Regions from separate parts of the Homo sapiens genome. Here regions 1, 2, 3 and 4 are each linked to region 5. A link is an interaction called in ENCODE POLR2A ChIA-PET data of the cell type or tissue named here. Cell type or tissue: MCF 10A. All regions are shown on one strand.

Region 1 (5,000 bases), 530 kb after region 5:
CCCCAGTTCCTGGCCCAAAGACCTCAACTTGTATTTGATACAGCTGCGTGTGATGCTGTGTATCCTTTTATTTAAACACAATCCATTTTCCTCTGTCAGTCTACAATTAGCATATGAGTCAAAATAATATTAAATTTCACAGCCCACAGTGCTGCACAATTGAATGAAAACTGACTCCTTTTGATGTTAATCTTGTTTTTTATTTGTGATGTAATGCTCAAAATCCTGCTGGCTGAAGTCAATTTTATTTTAAAGTGCTCAAAGACAGTATTCTCATAGTTTAAGCTTTTTTTTTTTTTCTTCAGGAAAATAACAGAAGTATTTATTTAATTTTTATCTGTGCCATGATTTTCACTGTCATAAAAAATTCACAGAAGGGCATACCTATAAATGGCTGAGGCTAAAAAATCATCTACTTTGGTATTAATCATCTAGAAATCTAACTTTAAGTGTGTGATCCCCAAATATCATTGTTGTCTTTTCAAAAGTTGAGACTAGTTAAATCTCTGTCATGAAATTAAAGACAAAACTCAACCACCTATATCAAAATAAAAATGCAGGTCTTTATTTACCAAAAAAACAAAAAAAAAACCACACACGCACCCCAAAAAAATCAGCCTATGAATTTTGTAGCTAGATAAGAAAAAATGTGGAGATTTGAAGAGTAAGGCTGGGATGCTATGTACAGTGGGCAAGTGAGAAGGGGGGTGATCTCACAAATGCCAAATTTCATCCTGCTGGCTTGATCACGCCAGCTCCATTACTAAAAGGAGGATTTCATAACCTTCAGAGACAAGATGCACTGCAGGCTTCTTTCCCAACTGTAATTTGTGTGCACCTGTACGGTCTTGTTCCAAACCATGCTTTCAGCAAGAGTCTATAAAGGAAGGTGGAACTCCTGTTATTTATAGGTGAGGCACCAGAAAGAAAAATGGTTTACATAGAGAAAGAAATTCAAAGGGCATTTCCAGCTGGTTCTCTCTTGTTTTAGATATGAGTGTTCAAATCCATTTGCTCATTTACCTGAATGGGAAAAATCGCGGAGATGAAAGGCTCACGTAAGTCATACAGGGAATGCCTTGGCATTGAAAAAACTCAAAGAAATGGAATTCAGCTACAGTGACAAGCATAACAATACTACAATCTAGAGTTAGGGAGAGCATATCTTTTGTTTTAACCCTCTGCCCATCCCTTTCCTTCCTACCATCATATTTTTTTTTAACTACAAAGAATTTTGCCTATTGACAAAAATGATTCACCCATGTATTATTAAAATGAAACCTTTCCCTTTTGGTGGGGCCAACAGCCCAGCGAGGGGCTGCCATTCCTGCTCCTCCAGGATTGAGTCTGTCTCGTTTACCATGGGACCCTCCCTCTGACCCCCGACCAGGTACCTTGCATAAATAGGGTGCTCAATAGGTGGCTGTGTAATTAAAGAATGAACAAATTAATAAGGCATAAGATGAGATAAAACTCTCCAAGTTCTCTTTTGCTATAAGAGATTCACCTTGCCAATCAAGTATAATCAGCCCAGTAACACAGTTTACAAGGCTGTGTGCAATTGCTTTACAAGCAGGCTGCTTCACAGATACCTCCTTCCTGGGCTTCAGAGGAGGGTCAGGGCTAGGTCTGCTGTGGGCGTATGACAGGAGACATTTTCCTGCACGTCTCAGGGCTTTGCCACAGCCCGTGAAGTTAGGGAAGAAAAGGAAGAAAAACAAAGCAGGCTACAAAACAGCCAGGTCTGTACTGCTACCATCAAAAGGAAGCAAAATCAGACTGGGTTCCTGACTTCCATACGGATCGCCCCCACAACTGTGTACCTTAGGAAAATAGAAACAGCGCTCCACTGTAACTTTGAGGACGACCCATTTATTTCCTGCTTAGTCACCACATTCAGCCTGGAATTACCTTGACCAAAACCCAAAAACACCCTAGAAGTTAAATACTATAAGTGATTCAAACAAGCAGCTACTGAGAACTGCATGAAAGTAATTGGACAAGGAGGAGGAAGGAGGATGTGCTGGGGACTCTGAGTTCTAAAAGGCATGAAGATTTGGTTGTTGGAGACCTCTGGCCGGCGGCTGCATGGTCTCCAGGTAAGCAGATGCTAAGCATGGTGAAAATGCAAACCAAGGGGCACCACTTGGAGTCAAGAGAACCCCAGGACCACCAATATTCACCGCCTGGCTTCCTTCAACAAATGGCTCCAAACTTGCAGAACATCAAAAGCCAGATGGGCTGTACTGAATGAATCCACCGGCAAGAAGCCAGAATCCCAGTTTGCTGTAGAAATAAGCCTGGACTTGATTTGAGTCTTCTCAGCTCTGACAAGCTGGAAGCTGGCACGGATCCCAAAATCCAAAATAAAATGGCATTTAATTGTGACTAGACTCTAAAAAAGATGTCATACTATCTCCTTAGCTTGACACACACTCAGCATCTCACCAAATGGATCTCCCCTCAAAAATCTGACCTCCTTTTCTCCCAACAAGGAACAATCAAATGTTACAATTTTTAAAAGGAAAATGTTACCAAAGGAATACTACTCAATATATGCATGACTATTATGTATTGTAATAACTCTCCAGTCATCCTTTAAATGGGCTGATCATTATTCTGTTTCCATTGGGTATAACCTTATTATACCCAAGATTTGACATAACCTTATTATATCAAAGATTCAAAGGTTCCATTTAAAACTACACGACCATCATAAGAAAGTGACTATAAATCAAAATGGATAATGACAGAATTAAACCAATTATACCACAAACTTTTTGATCCATCATGTATGCACTGCTTTAAGCAAATGCATGCTTAATTTAGTTATATGATAAAGACTACTCCATGCAACAGCATAAGCAGGAGGCAGAAGATTAAAAGAGGGACCCTGGCCCCAGACTAGCTGGGTTTAAATCCACTTATTAGTTCAATATGACTTTGGCTAAGTTAATTAACCAATTTGGCCACAGTCTCCCCGTTGGTATTATGGATATATTAAAAGTGCTTCCCTCATATGGTTACCATGAAGGTTTCAGGAGTATTTGTCAGGCAGTTAGAATAGCAGCTGGCACATAGTGAGTGCTATACACAAAATGCTGTTAATAAAACAACGTCCACCAGTTAAGCAGTTTTCTAAATATCATGTAATATCAATGTAAAAAATGCAATACTGCCCATCCCTCCAGGTTGAATTAATGTATTCATTCAACAACCCAACTGCTCACAGTACTCTCTACTAGAATATACAAAATGAATTCAAAGAGCCTCCTCTCAGTCCACAGTTGCACAGCTGAATGAGAAAGTCCAGGGTTAAAAGTGTTATTAGAAAGCACCAAAAGCAGGAAAGCAGAGGAGAGAGAACTTAATTTAATAGGACAAAAGAATTACAAAGGGTGTTTCATGTAGCAGAAAGTCATAAGGAATGAGTAGAAGTTTGGCAGGTAAACAAAATAAATTAACATCAAGAAGTTTAAGGTGAAAGTATTATGCTATAGTCTTTATTAACAGAGTATTTTAATTTTTTCCTTGTATGCAAAGGCAAATTGAACCACGGCCAGGCACACAGTACATATTCAACTGACTTTTATTAATAACAACTGGTGTTTGATTGATTGGTTCATTGTGCCAATCACGGAGCTTAGCTCTTTAAATACATTAAATGTTGACCAAAATTTTGTTACTCTTTTATTCAGCACTATTATGTTATTGTCCCTATTATAGAGATGGGACAACTGAGAGACACTAAGGCTACTGCTCCTAAAGCTACCCAGCTAATAAATGGCTAAACTGGGATTGGACTCACATAGCCAAACTCTAAAGCATGTGCCCTTAACTAAACTACAGTGGCACTTGCCCTACTGTCTCTGCGAAACTGAATTGCCTCACCTATCCATGATCATACTCATTTTGAAAAGCAGTAGGTACTGATAATTCTCACGTGAACAGGTAGCTGAAATCAGTGGCTTAGCTGTTCCTGTGAGGGATCTGTCTTGAGCAATGGCCGGATGCAGAGAATCCTGGGACGTGTTCACAGGTGGACGTGATAGACACACGCTGCCCTTGGCTGAAATACTGTTTCTTTGGCTTGCTTACTATTTTCTTTATTTCAGCTGTCTACTGTGACTTTGCTTAGAGATGCCCACAGTATTTCAAGACTCAAGCTCCTCCTCCCTAGGCTGTTTCCGGACCCCTCCAGAGGCAAATGCCATTCCCTTCTTCTGTGTCCCCACCTTGCACCAAGCACCTAACTCTAAATGTGCTTGCTCCCACCTGGGCTTCTCTCTACAGGACTTAGACTTTAAATCTCGAGGGTACAGGTCACTCTGCCTTGTATTGTTAGAGCCGAGTAACAGGCCTAACACTTAATAGTTGCTTGCTGAATTAACAACAAATACTCCACCATCAATGGTTAGATCCCTGATGCTCCCCCAACAAGGCAAGGACTACAGATTTCTTCAGAGATCCCCAAACAGCTTTAATGTTGAGTTGTTTTCCCAGAAAGGTTTGTGTAGGGCGAGGGTTCTCAGCATGGCCCTGAGGCAGCAGTTGCCAGCGTCACCTGGGAGCTTGTTAAACATGTCCATCTTCAAGCCCCACCCCAGACCTCAGGAATCAGGAACTCTGGGGGTGGGGCCCAGAAACCCCTGTTTTCTCAAGCCCTGCAGGGGATTCTGGTGCCCTAAAGTTCAAGAGCCAGGGACCTCTGAGCAGTCCCATCGTCTCAGGTCTCATCCATGTCTAGTAGCAGAAGGATGACAGTTAAAACAGGGTAAACTGCCATCAGCACAAATTCGGGTTGTCTGTCCATTCCACTAATACTTACTGGATGCCAATGCTGGATAGAAGTAGGGACTGATGAAATGAAGAAGGTGTGTCCCTGACTTTTAGGACAGGTAGAGTGGTGAAGGCTTGCATATCAATCATGACGTACCGTGTATATGGTTCTTTCTAAGTACATCTAAGTACAAAGTGCTGTGGGATTATGAAGAAAAGAC
Region 2 (5,000 bases), 140 kb after region 5:
ACACAGCCAAACCATATCAATGTTGTATTTAATTTTTATGTAAATGTTTATTGAACATCTACTAATTGTCCTCATCCTATGACAAGGCAACCCCTCTTCCTATTCCATGCCTATAGTGTTGACTTCACAGGGCAAACTATAATGAGAGCCTCATATTATGTAATTGATTTGTAGAAGTTGAATTACAAGACATTACACTTAATGCCATTAAATTTTATATTTCTGATTTTGACCTATCACTGTACCTATTTATACATCTTTTCCACCTTCTGATTTAGCTATCCACTGGATTAGCACCTCCCTGCTTTGCGCAACCCACAAATGTAAGCGTGCCTTCTTTGGCTTTGTTCAAATATCAGTGAGAACATGAAATAGCACGTGGCTTCTAGTGCAGGCTCTAATCAGGAGGAGAAACACACGATGGTCTCCACTGCCAGTGAAGCCCTCAGAAACAAACAGTTGCCTATTCTGCTGAAACGAGCAAAAAGAAGGCCCAAAGAGGCAGCAGTCACTGAAGAAAGAGGTCAGTGCACCCGCAAACACAGGCACTCTTTTTTTTTTTTTTTTCTTTGAGACGGAGTCTCGCTCTGTCGCCCAGGCTGGAGTGCAGTGGCGCGATCTCGGCTCACTGCAAGCTCCACCTCCCGGGTTCACGCCATTCTCCTGCCTCAGCCTCCCAAGTAGCTGGGACTACAGGCGTCCGCCACCACACCCAGCTAATTTTTTTGTATTTTTAGTAGAGACAGGGTTTCACCGTGCTAGCCAGGATGGTCTCGATCTCCTGACCTCGTGATCCGCCCACCTCGGCCTCCCAAAGTGCTGGGATTACAAGCTTGAGCCACTGCGCCCAGCCCACTCTTTTCTTTTCTGAGAGACAATCACTCATTTAGGACCCCTTCCCTCAGGAGAAACTGTTCCCTCCTTCTGGGATAACATTCCTTAGGCCAGTATGTTTAAGGCTCAATAACAAGTTCCTTGCTGCAGGACTGACATTCCTAGATTATCTTGCACATACTTTCCAATATGGGTTGAAAAGCTTGGGATTCTATTGTTCTTTAGTAGACGACACATTTTCTATAAGCCACAGAGCTCAGATCTCAGCAGGACCAATCATGCTTCTGTCCTGAGCACCCGAGGACTCCTCAGTTTGACGTCAGGTAAGAATGGATCCCAGAACGGGATCCAAACCTGGAGGAATTTCTGAATTTCCTTGCTCCTCAGCTATAAATTTAATACCTGTTAACTCAGAACCCTTGAAAAGGTCTAAAACGGACTTGATTTTTTTCTTACAGCTCCTCAAACCAAGGAGAGAGGTGAAGCATCTCACCTCTGAATTATAACTGGCTGTTCAGAGAGAAGGAATACAGGGTTACATTACTATCACTAGGTCTGCATAGATCTATTTTGCCCCAAAGAGTATCTTAAGAACTTTCTTAAACATGGTCCAAAAATTACAATATGCAAATTCAACATGTTAAAAATATAATTTGTCTTCAGGCAAGACAACAACTAAACCATTATTGAAGACCTCCAGAGAAGAGTTCACCATCTCCTTCAATAAGTAGTTTCAGCATTTCATAGCCTTACCATTAGCCAACTTTTCAATCTAACTTCAATCCTGCTTCCTGGTGTTTATGTTGGGGAATATCCTTCTATGAAGCAATTTTAAAGTTAGAGTGTTACTCATTAACCCAGGTATGACTGCCAGTGATTAACGACACACAGAAATAGCTAAAGCTTGATGGTTTCAAAAATATGATTCCACTACTCACATCTTCTACAGCCAAAGACATAGATAGCCACAAGATATTATTGTAATGTACTGAGGAGACCAATCTGGCTCTCAGATCCAACCATGAGACCTAACTCCAACTTCATACTAATCTCAGCTCAGCCAGCATGTTTCAGAAAAGCAATCTCTACGTTACCGTATAGAATACAGTGTTCCTTACTTTATGAATCCCTCAGTGTGGTGGTGAGATGCTTACACATGCCAACTCTTTGAAGCTCAACAGAGCACTGTGTGCATGGTTATTTAGCACAGAGTCACCAGAATTTCTCCTGGGAAGCCTTTGGAATTAGAGTCCAGCTCACTATTTGTTTTCAGTTCATCTAAATGGGCCTGTGCAAGGAATATTATTCTGTTTGCTTCAAAGTACCCTGGTGTAAACCAGGATAGCATCATCAGCTGGTTGTTTTCACAGTGAGAATATTCTTAGCTGGTGTTCTTCACAAAATTCTGAAAGAATTAATATCTATAAACCAGCATTGCAGTGTTCAGCAACCATCCTATTGGCAAATAAATACCACTTGTAATGTTTGGTTCTACAGCTGTAATAACAGGGGCATTTTTATATCAATGTATTTATAAGGGAGTCTTTGCATATTTCCATGCAACTCTGCAAGCAAGAAAATTGCACAAACCCTTTCAGTAGGTGCTAAATACCATCAACATGTGAATCATCTTTAAATCATTTCCTTAACAGTAGTACGTTTTGAATGCTACAAATTACTTGGCTAAAAGACACAAGGAGCAAGGCAGCCAGCATACTGGTAAACTTACAAACTCAAAAGAAGTCAGTGTGACTGTCACTTCATATATGCTCAGCAGGGGGATGCTTACACTTATTTCTGGGGTAAAATTACAGGTCGAAGTTGACAGGACTGCTTATTGAGAAGGCTCCTCAAACCAGAGAGTCCAATATTCCTCTGCAGGAGCAGGCCTGTTCAGATGGTCTCTCCCCACCCTACCACTCATCATGGTTGGCATAGACAGAATAACGCTCCCCAAAATGTGGCCTAAGCCACAGAACCCTTGGATATGTTCTTACAGGAAGAAGAGACTTTGCAGATGGAATTAAGGGAAGAATTTTGAGAAGGGAAGAATATCCTCAATTACCCAGGTGAACCCAATGTAATTACAAAGGTTCTTTAAAAAGAAGGAAGGAGATCAAAGTCAGGTGAGCTGTGACAATGGAAGCAGTGGTTGGACTGATGAGAGGAAGGGGCCATGAGCCAAGTGATGCGGGCGGCCTGTGATGCTGGAAAAGGCGAGGAAACAGTGTTTCCCTGGAGCCTCCAGAGAAAGCACAGCCCTGCTGACACTTTGATCTTAGTCCACTGAGACTTCTGACTTCCAGAACTGATATGGTTTGGCTGTGTCCCCATGCACATCTTGAACTGTAGCTCCCATAATTCCCATGTGTCATTGGAGGGACCCAGTGGGAGGTAACTGAATCATGAGGGTGGGTATTTTCCATGCTGTTCTCATGATAAAGTCTCAGGAGATCTGATGGTTTTATAAAGCGGAGTTCCCCGGCACATGCTCTCTCTCTTGCCTGCTGCCATGTAAGATGTGACTTTGCTCCTCATTCGCCTTCCACTGTGATTGTGAGGCCTCCTCAGCCATGTGGAACTGTGAATCAATTAAACCTCTTTCCTTTATAAATTACCCAGTCTCAGATATGTCTTTATTAGCAACGTGAGAACAGACTAATACAAGAACTGCAAGGCAATAAGTTTGCATTTTTTAAGCCACTAAGTGTATGATAATGTATTACAGCAGCAACAGGAAGGTAATACAATTGGTAAGATGAAGTGCTCACAGAATAAAAACACAAACTGGACATTCATACAGACAGAGACCGGAATAGTGTCTTTTTCAGAACCGGAATAGTGTCTTTTTCAGAAAATTAAAAGTTATCACATGACCTAACTTTTATTTCCATGTTTTCACTTTTCTTCCTTGTGTTCAGCTAACTCAGTGTTCTGTGATCTTAGACCTACCCACATTATCTAAGATGACGATTTGCCCATCTTCTCACACTCCACAAACAGGAGGCAGTAACACAAAATTTTATTCAATGTCAATTTATTAAAGTTGCATTAAAATTTCCCAATGGACCACGTTAAAATCTTCCACTTATCCAATAACTTTAAAATGCTAAAAGACACCTCCCTTCCCCATTAAAAGGAGCAGTATAGTTTAGAGTAGGGGGAGGCAAACTGTAGTCTACAGGCCACATCTCCTTGTTTTTATAAATGAAATTTTATTGAAGCACAGCTGCCCCTCTCATTTCCATGCAGTCTATGACTGCTTTCATGCTACAAGCACAAAGCTGAGTAATTGTGACAGAGACACTGTGATACATCAGTACCTGTACAACAGCCTTTATTTTGCCTTACAGACAACAAAGCCCATAATATTTACTATCAGGCACTTTACAGAAAAAGTTGCCTGACTCCTACATCATAGGACTAATTTTGGAGTCAGACATAAAATCTAGTAACAACTCAACCACTTATGAGCTATGCTATCTGGCCAAAGTTTTTCTTTGTGGTGAGCCTCACTTTTCCCTATTTGTAAAATGGAGATATGAGCACCTACCTTCAAGAAGATTGAAGCCTAGAACTTAGTACATGGAACATCTGTCAAAATAGAACAAATATTTCCTCATTTATATCTTCTCACATATTATCTTGCAATTCTGTTAAATATTAAATGCCATCAAAAATTAGTTTACAAAACATAAAGGTACATAACAGATGAGTGTTTCTAATAATAACATGCTAGGCAGTAGATGCTCAATAAACATTTTTTGAATGAATAGTCTGAATTTTCAAGCCATGAAATGAAATCATGCAAATATTAAATTATGTTGCGACATTAAAAGTCATCTGCCCTAGATCTTCACCCGGCAATATCAACATTCAGGAACTCGTCCAGTATCAGCAAATAACAATCTATCAGTAAGTATCAACATTCAGCAATATAACCCAGCAATAGCAACTTTCAGAAACTCCTCCAGGATCAGCAAGAAACTCTTGATAATGAACGGCAACAGACTGCAGTAATGTCAAGGGTCAGGAACTTTCTTAGGCAGATCATCTGAGAGAGTTGCAGGGATAACTGAAGGCATTAACTGCCCTACATGAAGTAGCACTATACACCAGCAATTTCTTCATGATTTATTTATAGATGCCCCTCAACTTACAATAGG
Region 3 (5,000 bases), 180 kb before region 5:
ATATTTATTCTCCAACAGTCCTGCAGACAAGAAGGCTGAAATCAAGGTGTTGGCATGGTTGCGTTTTCTGAAAGGCTCTAAGACAAAATCTGTTCCATGTATTTCTTTTAGCTTCTGACAGTCACATGCTGAGATACTAGATGTTACTACTTCAACATACTTCTTTGGGAGACTCAATTCAACCCATAACAACATGCGATGATTATGTCACAGTACTCTTCAAATTGGTAGAATAATAAAATAGAATATCCAAAGCAGGAAATAGCTGCAGAAGAAACAGCTGTCCTGTAAATCAGGCAATATTGGGTGTTTAGTGCATTATAAAAATGAATAGAGACAGATGACCCAATTTAGGAGTGTTCTGGTGAATGGCAGATATTTATTTCAAATCTAAAAACTTGCAGCTTTAAAATTTAATATTAATCAAAAGCTTACAGAAGTAGAAATAAGCTAATAATTTCAAAATGAAATATTTAATATATTGAATATACTATTCAGAATTCTACTGAAATAGAAGGGTTTTAAGTAAACTCTCAATTACGTTGCAATTGCTAAAAGTACACATACTTATTCCTCTGTGCATTCTGAGGTGGCTACTGTATGCAGCGGATTTAAAAATCATCAAAATCTGTACTAGTTGCCCAGGGTGGCTATAATAATCTACCACAACTTGAGTTCTTTAGTGTAACATAAATGTGTTCTCCCACAACTTTGAAGTCTAGAAGTTTAATACCAGGGTGTCAGCTGGGCCAGGCTTCTTCTGAGACTCTTAGCAGATTCTTTGGCTCGTCCTAGCTTCTGGTTGTGGTCTTCAGTCTTCGGTGTTCCTTGGCTTGCAACGGCATCACTCTAATCTCTGCTTCTGTCGCTGCATGGCCTTCTCCCTGGGTGTCTATGGATCTTCTCTTCTTATAAAGACATCAATCATATTGAATTAGGGCCCACTTTAATCTTAACTTGATTACATCTGCAAAGATGCTATTGCCAAATAAAGTCACATTCCCAGGTACTGGGGATAAGGACTTCAATATATCTTTTTGGGTGACACAATTCAACTCCTAGCAGTCTGTCCTCTGAATGGCAGCTTCTGTAGGTAATCTCCTTTATAAACATAATATAAAAATAATGTGGCTTAAAACCTAGATGACAGGTTGATAGGTGCAGCAAACCACCATGGCACATGTTTACCTATGTAACCAACCTGCACATTCTAGACATGTATCCTGGAACTTAAAATAAAAAATAAAAATAAATTAAAAATTATAAAGCAATTGAAAAAAAATAATATGGAGTGCCTCTGAGTTGATCCCTTGATGCTTTGAGTGATGCCTTTGGAGTCAACCAGGAATTTCAAAATGCATTTAGGACATTTTTCCTTTTGGTTAAAAAAAATGGCCTCTAACCTATTTGGAACTGAGACTCTCTCTGGGATCTGCTGGCTTGGGAGAAATGCCAATCCTAGCCATTCTCTCACATCAGCTTAGAAGGTTCTATGTATTCATTTTTTAAGTAAAACAGAAAAAAAGCTGAATTGCATTTAATAAATTATATCAATATTGCCTTCTCTTTGAAATAATAAGAGGCACCATGAAGGACCAACACTGCAGCTGAGAATCACTAGTACCAAAATATTTTTCTGTAGGAATAAATATTTGAATATATATTAGAAATTAAGTGATCCAAGTCTTAGATATTTTTCTTCTGATAAAGTCTATTATCTATTCTTCCTTTTGCTTCAGTTGTCTATCTTAAAAAATGCTTTTAATAATGTCTGTGAGGCAGAAAAATTACCCACTCTGAAAATGGCATTATGATAAATTATTTTATTTTTCAAAGAAGCATCAAGATAAATTTGAGTAATTTTAACATACCAATTATTTTTAAAGATAAATAGAAGGGTATCTTTGAATGAATGCTAAAATTTTGAAATAAATCTCTTAATCATTTTGGACATGAACTTGAATATTGTTTTGTAAAATTTTCATTTACACACCCATTAATTATTCAACAAATATCACAAAAACTATTTTTCTCAAGAGTTGAAACTTTTCTTCTCATAAATGTGGGTCTATCTTATGTAGATAAGGGGCAAAAATCTGTTATTTTCTTTTGGCCCAAAATGCCCCAAGCTTCCCATTAAGGGGCTGATCTCATTAGATATCACAGGCTCTGTCATTAATTGTGTGACCTGGGGCAACTTCCTTAGTCACTCTGTCTCTCTTTCCATGTATTCTGAAATAAAGGGAATTGGATTAGATTCTTTTCAAGCCATGAAATGTCAGTTTTGAAATACTTGTGGATAGTCTTGATTTACAATAACACACTTGGACAGTTCAGTATTTAGACAGAGCTTAATGAAAGGGATGCAGAGAATGGCAGAAGCACACAAGGCTGATTCAGGCATAAAAAATTATACGGTGAGCCAGAGAGGCACACCTGCCTTCTTTCTGGGAAAAAAAAAACGTGTGTGACTAACCAATAATCCACCCCAACATTTACAAGGGCGATTAATTAACTGGGAATGCATGATTCTTGAATGCAAACTTGTTTTTATGCAATGTGAGTCATGCAATACAAATTAATGTTGTCTTATAGAGGTGCAATTCTTGTGAGTTGATGCCAAACAGCCAGCAGTCTCCCATTGCCCCATCTTTTCTTAAAGGAGCAAAAGGAGTAGATTAGACTACAACAAATCTCATCATTTCATGTCAAACCTGCCTCATGCTACAGCTCATCCAGCCTGTGCCATATTTTATCACTGTCACACACCCTGGCTCAGTCATTATGCCCTTAGGTGTCCAAAGGTATTTAGAAAACAACAAGACAACTTCATTAAGATTGGCACGGCACCAAAAATCCAGATGCTGAATGCAGTGTGAACAAGAGGGCTGGCACAGACAAGTATCTGGCTCATTAGATGTCTAGGGTGATCACAGCCATCAGCAGGTGTGTCCAGCACCCGTCAGGGATGTGTCACCTAGTGGGCTGTGATTTAGGAGGGGGACAGTGAAATAGTACAACAGAGATGACTGTTGTTGAGGCCAGTGATGGGGACTGATTCTCGATGGTGCTTGGCAGTACCTCAATTCATTTCTTATACATTATCTTATCTTCCCTATCACGCCCTTCAGGGTGTCTCAGATGTACTGCATCGGGATTAGCAAAGTGTTCATTGTGACCTCAGCTAGTCAGGGGCAGAGCTCAGACTAATACCAGATCCCACGATTCAGATACCTTAACTTTTCTAAACTTGCTTAGATAACACATACTTCACCTGTAAGGTAATATACAGATACTTTAGATCCATATGGAAATATGTTGCCTTGATTATCTAGATATTTTAATAAAACATGTTATCTAGATATTTTAGTAACATTTAATTATCTAGAGATTTGAACAAAAGTTAAATTATATAAATATTTAATAACATTTCTTTGATTTTTATTGTTATTGAAAAATTGCTTCAGTTCTCAAAATTCTGTATTAAACAAAATGAAAAAAATGAGCAAAGAAAACTAGATAAATAAATTTTAGTATTGCACTCTAGATAACCTACACTAAGCCAGATAAATGGGGTGGAATTAAGACAGCAAACCATCAAGACTAAATATATCTTTGGATAAGTTATTTGAAGCAATTAAATGATCTTCAAGAAATAGCATCAACTTAAAGATATAATTAACACCAGGAGATAAATACATAACTTCTCCAATACTTATTTTCCCAGTCACCTTGACAAAAGCCACTTTTACAGTATAGTCAGAGGAGTGGAGAGGGCCAGAGCTGGGTGTAGGCCTACGGGGAGACATGGACTGGAGAGTTTTTAGACTTGCATAGACTGATGAGCTTTCAGAGATTTTGCGAGATTTCATAAAATCTTTCTGGGCCTAAGTTTTCTCACCTGTAAAATGAGGGTAGAGATGAAACAACTACATAAAGCACCAACCCACAGCAGATGCTCAGTCAGCACTACCCACACACTGACCATTGAAAGCCCAGGTTTTGCAATTGGTGGGACAGAAAGGTATTTCCCCCTCTGATCTTGAAGCCTTTCTCTGGTACATTATCATGCTTGGTCTTGATTTACAGTTAACTAATTTCTCATCATGCCTTTTGATAAGCTGGTAAACTTGTTCATGTCAGCGCCGCATCGTCATCATTTTTGTTTTTGTTTTTATATTCCTGTAGCAATTCACTGGTGCAATCAGTGACTTATAGTATATGCTCAATAAACTGTTGTATGGAATCATGGAATTTGTAATGTACATTTTTAACAATAAAATTATGTAAAATGATTCAATTACATCGAATCTAAACTTACATTTCTTCACATTTTATTTTATTTGGGAGAAAATGGAAACTTTTTGGAAATACAATAAAAACTTTAGATAGTTACATCACAAGCCTACCGATCTCTGACTCTAGGGTTTGAAAACATAAAACCTAAAAACTCATACAGCAAATTTTGCAAAACTAGAGCTAAACATCTGTTCATTTTATGTAGGGCCTTAGGGCCTTAGGTAACTTGCTAGCACTATCAGTACCCAAAGCGTCAAGAGAAGAAGATGGGAGACAGATGGATGTCTTGCAATTTTTACTTAGTGTTTAAGGAAATTAATTTTTCCTCATTATGCACTGACACAAAATATAGCTTTCACAAATAATTAGTTAGAAAATTAACTCTTCTACATCAAGGGCACATGTTAAGTCTTAAGGATTTTTTTAACCACAGTGAATATATTTTGTCATGATTCCTGAATTTAAGGCAATTAGGAACTGATATGGAGATTAGAGCAAGACAAACAGGTGAAATCACATACATGCCACTTGATCCTTAGTGTTTATTCTAGAGGACACTCAGTTCCTTGGATATTAAATAAATTTGTGTGAGTATGAGATAGCTGGAGAGGAGCTCAAATCAGGGTGTTCATCTCTGTCTCTCTTTCCTTCTCTCTCAACTATTTTTTCCATTGTCTTGTACTCTTTTCTTCCTTGGATCA
Region 4 (5,000 bases), 520 kb after region 5:
GTTATGTATGCATACATACTATCTTTACTATTGCTACATGTGCACTTAGATGTTTGGACCCAGGAGGCACTGTTGTAAACTAACAACGCCGGCCTAAGGGTCCAGCGGCCCTGGACTGAGTTTTGTTTCTGACATTTGATGGCCAACTGAATTGTACTAAGCTACTCACACTAAGTTTCAGCTTTCTCACAGTGATAAAAATTGCTCTAAGACCTGTGTTTCTAGACTTCAAAGTGAGACAAGAGTATGTGAAGGCCACAACACTTCCCTAAGTGATCAAACACTCAGCCCGAGATTTTGAAACTTCAGGAACAAATGTGACTCTTAAGAACTATACAAATAAGTTAAAGTAGTATTTGCTTGTCTGGTCTGTGCATCTTGGCTATTTTCATGTGTTTTATTTTGCTTTAAAGTTTTATCTTCCTGATGAATGTTTAAAGGTTATTAAGAAAGAAGCCTGTCCTCTTTCATTCTTGTACTAGGTCTCTAGCATTGTCCAATTATTTATAAATCCCAGTGAACCTTTAAAAAGCCATAAATAAGGTGCTAAAGATACCAAGATACATTTTATGAAATAATGAAGGCAGTTTTATTCTGAGCAATTCCTAAATAATTCTTGCTGTCATGATGGCTTAGGTGATGTCATTTAATGTGAACAGAGTCTCCGTCCACAGCAGCTTTTTCTTCTTACACACAGAGCCATATGGGACAGACATCCCCAGGTCGTGACTCCGCTATACCCGAGAGCCAGGAGTTTCTCAGTGCAATCTCAAGTTAAGCAGAAGCTGAGACTTTAATCCTTAAATGTAAAGAATTTATCTTTATTCATATTAAATTCAATCAGGAGTCTCACTGACACACACTGGGAAAACCTTTAATACACCCAGAAAAGGAGTTCACATGATGTTCAGAAATAACAGAAACAACGCTTCGAATTATCAGACTAATGGGCTGATCTACTTTCCCAGCTAGCCTCAGTGATAACGCAACCCTGACACATTTTCTTCTCTGGAAGACGATTTATACCACATTAGGATGCTACTAAAATTATCAATAAAGAGACACTATTTTCATTGTGTAACAGGGAACTGAGAAAAAGTCCTGGCAAGGCTGGTAACATGGAAATTGGGAAAAATGATTATATGTATCTGAAGACTCCTCCCCTGTCTGTCTCTTTTGGGTCTTACAAAGGATCTGCTAACAAGCTTGGGCAATTCCATGAACAAAAAGATACATAAATGCATGTTTCTTGGTAAAGGAAGCTCAAGGACAAAAGAGCTTTTATAACACTGAAAGAAGACAAAGAGAGAAGATCTTATAATTAAGTTATGCAGCATTACTGAAACGTGTAAACTCTCTGGAGTTCCATTTTATGGATGGACTTCAAATCAGCCAAGCTTTTGGGGTCCATCCTCTCCAGCTTGCAGCCGAACACAGGTCTGCCTCCAGCCTGGAGCCTCACACTTCCTCCCCTGCTCCAAAGTTAACTCTTAGTTATATGTATTTGGTGTCAAAGGTGGAAGTAATAAGCATTTTCTATATCCCACCACATCTGGATTCCCATCAACCCTGTGAAGCAGGTGCTGTCATTATCCCCACTTTACAGATGAAGAGACTGAGGCAGACAGGGGTTAAGTTACTTGTCAAAGGGCACTCAGGAACTCGGGTCTTCCAGACCCCAGACTCTCAACCTAAGATGTTGATCTGTTTCTCTTGGACAGGGGGAGGGTGGTGGTGGTGCTGTATCCCCCAAGATCCCAAATGCACAGTCTCTGGCAAGATTCTGATGAATATCCTATTACAAAGATGACAGCTGTAGGTTAGAAATAAAAATGAGTTTAAATGCTTGAACGCAGCCATTATGCACAAGGTATCAAACAGAAATCCTCACCCCTCAATCAGAGGACCCAAATGACAGGCTGATGTTGCTGTATCACCAAATGGGATTACATTTAATGATGGAAATGTGGCTTTTGCTACATTTATCGTACATAAATAATTCATCAAATAAAGCACATAATCGCTTTATACAGCCCACACATTATTCTATATTCTAAAAGAAATCTATATGTTAAGAGGACATTTGAAAGCTCCTGTAACTATCTTGCTAAAGAACAGTGCATTCAGTACGTTTCAGTACTACTTGCCAAACCTACACCCCAGAAATAAGTAAATCAAAAGCAGAGAAGAAAACAAATATATGCTTAACATAAGCAACAGACTCTGAAGTTCTTCTGCTTTGATTCTTTAAGAATATTGTTTCATTATATTTGTGGAAGCATTTTACTTTATTTTGTGATTTTGCTTAGAAGTGGAGTACATGTCTAAAAAATAGCAAAGCTGTTTGTGAAGCTTTCCAATTTTACATACTCTTTATTAAAAAAAAAATAAAAAATAAAAAGCTATAGACAACTGAACCAATGAGGGCCCTAAGAAATGGCAGCTTCTCCAGACTTGTTCAGTGTTCCTTAAGGAAGACTTTGCCAAGGCATGGAGAGTGAGGGAGGCCTCCAAGAGGATGCCATGAACAACACAGGGTGGATCTCACAGAACAACCTTTAATCAAACAGTCCTTCGGAAAGATGACTTACGGACTATGCCACAAGATGTGTCTTAGCTATGGATTTGCAGCAAAATAATGCAAAAGCCATATGAAGCTAAATTGGGAGGCGCTTCATTAATACGGTTTTCTTTGTCTAACAGCTCTGCTGTAGCTACTGTTCACTGGAAAAGTATGAACACAATGGCATTCATTTTTCATCCATCTCTGACTCACATGATTTTGGTAGTGTGACGAAAACCTCTTTGTGGGTTATTTTGCAAGGTTTTATGCGAAGGTAGAATAACCAGCCCACAGAACCTTCGTAAGGACAGCTGTTGCAAAGGGTCGACACACCAAACCTGCTGACTCATTCAGCTCTGGGTGTCGCCTCTGAAAAGAAACTAAACCAGGCACAGAAAATGCTGCAAAGAAAACTCTACGGATAAAGGCTACGAACACAAGAAGGCTTTCCCAGTATCAACTGGAGCATTTAGTAAGTCTAAGACACAGCTTCCCTTGAAAATAGGCAATTTCAGAACAGTTATTTCATGAACATTAAAAAAAACTTTAAAGACAATAATAAAATAACTAGAGGTTAGGTAAATTAGCTACTCTATTTTTAAGGCAATTAAAGATCTGAACATAATAAAGAAAAGGTCTCTTCAGACCACATGGCCATAATATCTCCATCTTTGCATTACTTGAAGATTAGGAGATCTCATTATGCAAATCAGGCCCAGGGCTAATTACTGAAATAGGTCACTTGAAAAAGTCAATTCTAAACAAGAATAAAAACCCATATACAGATGCTCCATGACTTAGGTGGGGCTATGTCTTGATACTTGATAAGCACAAGGTAAGCTGAAAATATCATTAAATTGAAAATACATTTAATACTCCAATAAACCCATCAGAAAGTTGAAAAATTTAAGTGGAACTATTTTAAGTCGGTGACCATTCATATATAATTTTGCCACAAGTTAAAAAACAAATAACCATCTATGAGAAGAATGAATGAGGATGCATATCAGTTTGCCACATATCTCCTAAGGGGACTTAGTTAATACTTAGTGTGTTTAAAAATACAGTTCAAATTAAAAATTCATATTCACGTCTGAAACTCACAAGTGTGATGACTATATTTTAAAGCAGGTAACACCACAAATCAAATTAAATGTTTTTAAAGAATTTACAGAGGATCATGTCCATTTGAAACCACACTAACAAGTGATCCTATATTGCATTTGTATGCCCAGCCCTAAGGTGGCTTGAAACTGGAGGAGACCGCCATCATTAGCCAGAACAATGACAATACTAAAAGCGTTTTTTAGGGAAATAAATTAAAGTTCAAAGAAATAAAATTGACTTTCTCATTAAGCTTAGGAAGCAGGACTAGCAAGTAGGACTCTAGGTTCCTGGTTTAATTCTTCTGAAATGCTGTTCATGTAGGGTACTCCCCAATGCAAGTCAGTCCCTCTGGACTACTCCTCACTGGGGAAAAGTCAAGCACTCCTCCAAAGCATCAGGTCTCTTTTTCCTCTCCATGGAAAGAAACCAGCACACAATAACATATTTATTATAACACTGCTCGTTCTGAAGGCGCTTACCAACTAGACACTCAGATTTGGGGTTAAACCCATGTAGAATTTATTAAAGCTGAACTCAAATGCTAATATTATTTACTGTCTCAAAGTGAACCAACGATTTGAAGTGTTAAAAATATACATGTAAATTTTAATACTTTCCGTCATGCTACCTAGCACTATTTATAAATGTACTGATATAAAAATTACTAACTTCAAACACTTTCCTTCTCAAAAAAGCCAGTACAGAGCTTGACTGTGTGTGTGTGTGTGTGTGTGTGTGTGTGTGTGTGTGTGTGTGCATTTGTCTGATATGCAAAGTAGTGACTTTTTAAAATCCATTCATTGTTTTGGTGTCTTGGAACTTATGCAGAAGCAATACAAAGTCAATATTAATTTCTAAAACTATTTTAACATTTGTTCTCTGCATTTCCCATTTCCTTTCTAGGGAAACTTGTAGATCAATGAGCTTTGCTGTAGGGTGGGTGAGAAATTGGCTTCTATATTTTCCCAAGTATCTGAAACGCCTTCCTCTGCCTACGCCATCGTGGAAGTCTTTCAACTCTGCTGAAAGTCTCAACTGGACTTCCTGGCAAACTTCTTAGCCCTGAGTCCTCCACCCAGCCCTTATGACAGTCCCCCAAAGCAACATTCAAATAGCCTCTCGTAGTTTCAAACTTGAGACCCTCAATTCTGTATTAAGAAAGATTCATTTATCCCAGGCTACCATATGCTTTTGCATGGTAAATCGTAACTCTAAGGAGAGCTCTGATGGCCAGAGTAGTTCAGTAACTGCAATGAACCTGTTAGTGTGGTATGAAGAGTTTCCAAAAAAAGAAAATAATAGATGTCGTTATTGTGTAGATTAATATTAT
Region 5 (5,000 bases):
CAGTATGGCCTGTTGTTTCTGGGCTACAAACCTGTACAGCGTGCGACTGTATGGAATACTGTAGTTAACTGCAGCATCATGAAAAGTATTTGTGATTCTAAAATAAACATATCTAAACAGAAATGATGCAGTTAAAAACACAGTATGAAAGACAAAAAGAGAAGGTATATCTGTACATGGCACTTACAACAGATGGAGCTTGTTGGACTGGAAGTTGCTCTGGGAGAGGCAGTGAGTGAGAGGTGGGTGAATGTGAAGGACTAGGACATGACTGTACCCTACTGCAGGCTTTATAAACTCCATACGCTTAGGCGACACTCAATTCATTTTTAAAATTTCTTTATTTAATAATAAATTAACCTTAGCTTATGATAACATTTTTGCTTTATAAATTCTTAAATTTTTAAAACTTTTAACTCTTTTGTAATAACAGCTTAAAATACACATTGTACAGCTGTACAAAAAGTATTTTCTTTTTTTATATCCTTATTCTATGACCTTTTTTCACTTTTAAGATTTTTATTTTTTAGTTTTTAAACTGATTTGTTAAAAATGAAAACACAAACACACACATTAGCCTAGACCTACACGGGGTCAGGGTCATCAATATCACCATCCTCCACCTCCACGTCTTGTCCCACTGGAAGGTCTTCAGGGGCAGTATCGTGTATGGAGCTGTCATCTCCTGGGATAACAATGCTTTCCTCTGGATACCTCCTGAAGGACCTGCCTGAGGCTGCTTTACAGTGACTTTCTTTTTAATAAATAGTGGGAATACACTCTAAAATAACAATAAACCATGTAGTGTGGTAAATACATAAACCAGCAACTAACACAGTCATTTATTATTATCAAGTATTAGGCGCTGTATATATTAATAGCTGTATGTGCTAGACTTTTCCATGACTGACAGCACAGTGGGCTTGTTTACACCGACGTCACCACAAGCATGTGAGTTGTGCTACAATGGTGCAATGGCGGCAGCATCACTCAGTAATAGGAATTTTCAGGTCCATTAGAATCTTACGGCACCTCTGTTATGTATGTCATTATCATTATATGATGCATGACCATGTAAAGCAACCCTAATCCTCACAATCCCTCAAGGTGAGCATTGTTCTTGCATTTTCGAGATGGGGAAGCTAAAACATAGAAGCCAGTAACTTGTCCAAGATGGTGCAGCTAGCAGGGGGTTACCGTGGATCCCCTGAGGGACAGTCTGACTTCTGCGTCCCCTTGTGTTCTTCCTAGGTCCCCTGCTGCCTTTCCCAAGACTGTCAGCACCAGCTCCTCGGCACCACCACCGCCCACTGCTCTCAGGTTTCTTTGGTGCCTCTATCTCTGTCTGCTATGTGGCTCCATTTTTTTGTCTCCTTCCCTCAGAGGTGGGGTTTTCAAGGGTAGAATTCTGAAGTCAAATTTATCTATCTTCTTTACTACTGTTTTCTACAGTATTCCGTACAGTTGCTTGCTGTACAGGTTTGTAGCCCAGGACCAACAGTAGTAAAGAACAGTAGATTCTAGATAGATAACTCCTGGGCCTACCTTCACAATAATTTATATCTATAATTTATATTGTTTAATTGGTGATTTCCAAAATCTCGACTGCCTTAAGTATCATTTCTGTTATTCTACTAGAAACATCCGGCTCAGGGATTCTCCACCTTAACCCTATTGACATTTTGGGTCAGATGAGTCTTTGTGGTTGGGGTTGCCCTGTGCCTCACAGGATGTTTTCCCACTAGATATCAGTAGCACTCCCTGGCTCCAGATGGGACAACCAAAGTGTTTGCAGACATTCCCAAATGTCCCTTGTGGGGTGGGGTAGGGGAGTGGTAAAATTGCCCTGCTTGAGAACTACTGAATTCTAACTGCATGTCCTGCCAGCCATTTGACCTAAATTAAATTCTTCCCCCAAATATCCCATTTTTCTCACTTCCTTATTTCTCTTTGTGGGTCTAATTTTTCCTCAGTCGTTCAAGCTCAACATGTCTGTGCTATGTCTGACTCAGCCCCCACCCCCCATCCTCCACACCCAACCCATCACTAAGACTCATAGCATTGACTTCTACTCCCAAGCCCCTCCTTCCCTTTCCTGTTTATCTTTTAGATTCTGGCCTCTGTGATCTCACATTAACGCCAATAGCTTTTTTCTGGTTTCCCTATCATTAATTCATCCTATCCAGTGATGATAGATAAGGTTTTCTCAAAGGTAGCTTGTAGTATGTTCCTTCTTTCATTAGAACCTTCAGTGTTTCCCAATGATAGACCAAATTAAGTACAAATTGCTCACTCTTGCATTTCAGAGCCTCCACCATATGGCACCAACTCCCTTTCCAGTCTCAGTTCACACATCTCCTCTACAAGTACCAACAGGGTGGCTCACTGCTCATCAAAAGTGGGCTATGCATATGCCCTGATGCCTTTTTCTCATGCTGTTACCTCACTTGGTGAGTTCTCCTCCACAATGTTCCCCTAAAAAAGCTCACTCTTCTTTCAAAGCCAGTCTGATATTCCACAATATTCACAAATCATTTTTTTCTGGTTGACCCAACAGAATGTATTCACTTTCCCATCTGAATCTCTGCAGCTGTTCATACTGCCTCTTCTGTCAGGTTACACATCATCCCCTGGTATAGCCCGTGTAGTGTTAATAGTATCTGCTTTGCCAGATTGTAATCTTAATGATGGCAGAACTATGGTCATATTCTTCTTCATACACTCTAGTATTTAGCACAGCTATATGCATTTTAGATGTTCTTAATTATTTGTCTAAATGAGTAATAACAGTGAACTTACCTGCTTACTATCTTAACACAGTTCCTCACCATTCTTTTCTTAAATAATTGGTTTCTCAGCTGGTCTTTTGACTCATGTCTTTCCAACCCATTCTCTGCCTGGTACAAAAGTCACTTTCCAAACACAAGTCTGATCATGCTGACCCTGACTGAGAACTTGGAATGGCTCCCGTTGCCTAGAGGATGGGTGCAAACTCCTTGGTATGACACACAAAGCCCTCTGTATTCTGGCTACTGTGGTTTGTCTCAGCAGTCCTCCCTCCAACTGCATTCTTGCGACATGCTAAGTTTCCAGTTCCAGCTGTCACGCTGCTCCTTTCCCCACATCTCCCATACCTTTGTTTGTACTGCTCCTTCTGCCAGGAATGCCTTCTGCCAAGAATGCCACCTACAACAGCTGTTTACTTCTCACTACTATGCAAGGAGGGCCCTGGCCTTCCACACCATGAGCCTCCTTCCAGGGGCATCCACTGGGCTCTGCACGTACTCCTGCCACAGCTCCTGTAATATTTTGCTGTGTTGACTTTTCATGCCTGAATCCAGCTGCTCACAATGAGCACATAGAGCAAAATGAACTGTGTTTTATAGTCCTTTGCCTTTCAGATGCCTAGATAGTGCTGACAATGGAGGAAGCTAATGAAAACTATCTTGCCCAATGACTGATGAATGGATGAATCCAAAGCAGAAAACCAGTCTATTCTAGTCACCAACTAGAAGAGTTTGTTTCATAGATTATGTATGTCAGTGTTTAAAATGCCACCAACAAACTCTGTTTATTTTGTGAGACCTGAATGTCTGACATCATTAAGAGGAGAGATCAGCTGAGCGAGTCTATTAGCCAGTGTATTGCCATTTTCAGTTTTATATTTAAAAACTTTTAAAACCACATTAGATATTTCCCTGACTTGGTCAACAGGATATTCCGGAAATAATGTTACTCTCCTCCTATAATGGAGTTATCATTATGAGAATACATTTCTATATGAGTTTTAATTAATTTATGCCTACAGGTACCATAAAGAAATCACTCACTGCTGTTTATCTGTCTTTCTCTGTTTATCTGTTTATCTGTTGCCAGTTTATCTGTCTTCCTCTCTGCTTCCAGTAAGTTTTGTTTTCTTTTCCTTTCCTTTCCTTTCCTTTCTTTTCTTTTCCTTTTTCGTTTCCCTTCCCTTCCCTTCCCTTCCCCTCCCCTCCCCTCCCCTTCCCTCCCCTCCCCTTTCTCTTTTTCTCTTTCTCTTTCTCTCTTTCTCCCTTTCTTTCTTTCTCTTTCTTTCTTTCTTTTCTTTCTTCCTTCCTTCCTTCCTTTCTTTCTTTCTTTCTTTCTTTTTTCTTCTCTCTTTCTTCCTTTCTTTCCTTTCCCACAAAGTTTTGCTCTGTTGCCCAAGCCAGAGCACACTGGCACAATCTCAGCTCACTTCAACCTCCGCCTCCCTGGCTCAAGGTATCCTCCCACCTCAGCCTCTGAAGTAGCTGGAACTACAGGCATGTGCCACCATGCCCACCTAATTTTTGTAATTTTGGAGAGACAGGGTTTTGCCATATTGCCCAGGCTGGTCTCAAACTCCTGGGCTCAAGCTATCTGCCTGCCTTGGCCTCCCAAAGTGCTGGGAATAGAGGCCCGAGCCACCATGCCCAGTCACAAGCAGGTCTTCTTCTTCATTCCTGTTAGGATATCTACTTAAAGCTTCTCTCCACTTTGCCCTTGAACTACTTCTTGACACTTTACCTCTGTCCTGCATTAATCTTATGACTCAAGGGAGCTGTTAGGGAAACCAGAAAATCAAAGGTGTTAAATCACATACTGTCTCAGCCTACTTGCACTGATGTAACAAAATGCTGTAAACTGGGTAGCTTATAAATAACGAGATTTGATTATTCTTAGCTCTGGAGGCTGTGATCGTGACCAAGGCACCTGCAGAGAACCCCCTTCCTAGCTCATAAGCATCCATCTTCTCGTTGTGTCCTCACATGGTGGAAGGAGTGAGGGGTCTCTCTGGGGTCTCTTTTGTGTGGGCACTAGTCTCATTCATAAGGGATCTGCCCTCATAACCTAATCACTTTTTAAAGGCCCCACCTTCAAATACCATCACATTAGAGAACTTGGCTTCAATATGTGAGCTTGTGGGGAACAAATCATTCAGTCTATAGCACGTACCTAGTCAGACATTTATGAGTAGGTACTGTCCTGAGATGAGGATA

What was found. Peaks named below come from ENCODE experiments on the same cell type or tissue, not always from the same donor. Only the 100,000 strongest peaks of a DNase experiment are listed, where the experiment ranks them.
Region 1: POLR2A ChIA-PET joins it to region 5 with 5 read pairs; 1 of 35 experiments calls an interaction of 5 or more read pairs at or near these places.
Region 2: POLR2A ChIA-PET joins it to region 5 with 5 read pairs; 2 of 35 experiments call an interaction of 5 or more read pairs at or near these places.
Region 3: POLR2A ChIA-PET joins it to region 5 with 8 read pairs; 1 of 35 experiments calls an interaction of 5 or more read pairs at or near these places.
Region 4: POLR2A ChIA-PET joins it to region 5 with 7 read pairs; 1 of 35 experiments calls an interaction of 5 or more read pairs at or near these places.

The regions. Positions count from the first base shown.
Region 1 is chr13:106,521,475-106,526,474 of GRCh38, forward strand. The region is part of intron 1 of EFNB2 (ephrin B2); the gene reads right to left. Among named protein-coding and RNA genes, the nearest start is that of EFNB2, 12 kb to the right of the region's middle. In MCF 10A, no CTCF peak of the experiment used is centred here; DNase peaks (open chromatin) are centred at 817 and 2,297.
Region 2 is chr13:106,130,727-106,135,726 of GRCh38, forward strand. No RefSeq gene overlaps it. Among named protein-coding and RNA genes, the nearest start is that of LINC00460, 240 kb to the right of the region's middle. In MCF 10A, no CTCF peak of the experiment used is centred here; a DNase peak (open chromatin) is centred at 2,555.
Region 3 is chr13:105,811,908-105,816,907 of GRCh38, forward strand. No RefSeq gene overlaps it. Among named protein-coding and RNA genes, the nearest start is that of LINC00343, 110 kb to the left of the region's middle. RefSeq lists an enhancer at 4,790-5,000. In MCF 10A, no CTCF peak of the experiment used is centred here; a DNase peak (open chromatin) is centred at 2,544.
Region 4 is chr13:106,505,246-106,510,245 of GRCh38, forward strand. The region is part of intron 2 of EFNB2 (ephrin B2); the gene reads right to left. Among named protein-coding and RNA genes, the nearest start is that of EFNB2, 28 kb to the right of the region's middle. In MCF 10A, no CTCF peak of the experiment used is centred here; a DNase peak (open chromatin) is centred at 2,866.
Region 5 is chr13:105,988,730-105,993,729 of GRCh38, forward strand. No RefSeq gene overlaps it. Among named protein-coding and RNA genes, the nearest start is that of LINC00343, 280 kb to the left of the region's middle. In MCF 10A, no CTCF peak of the experiment used is centred here; DNase peaks (open chromatin) are centred at 2,042 and 3,092.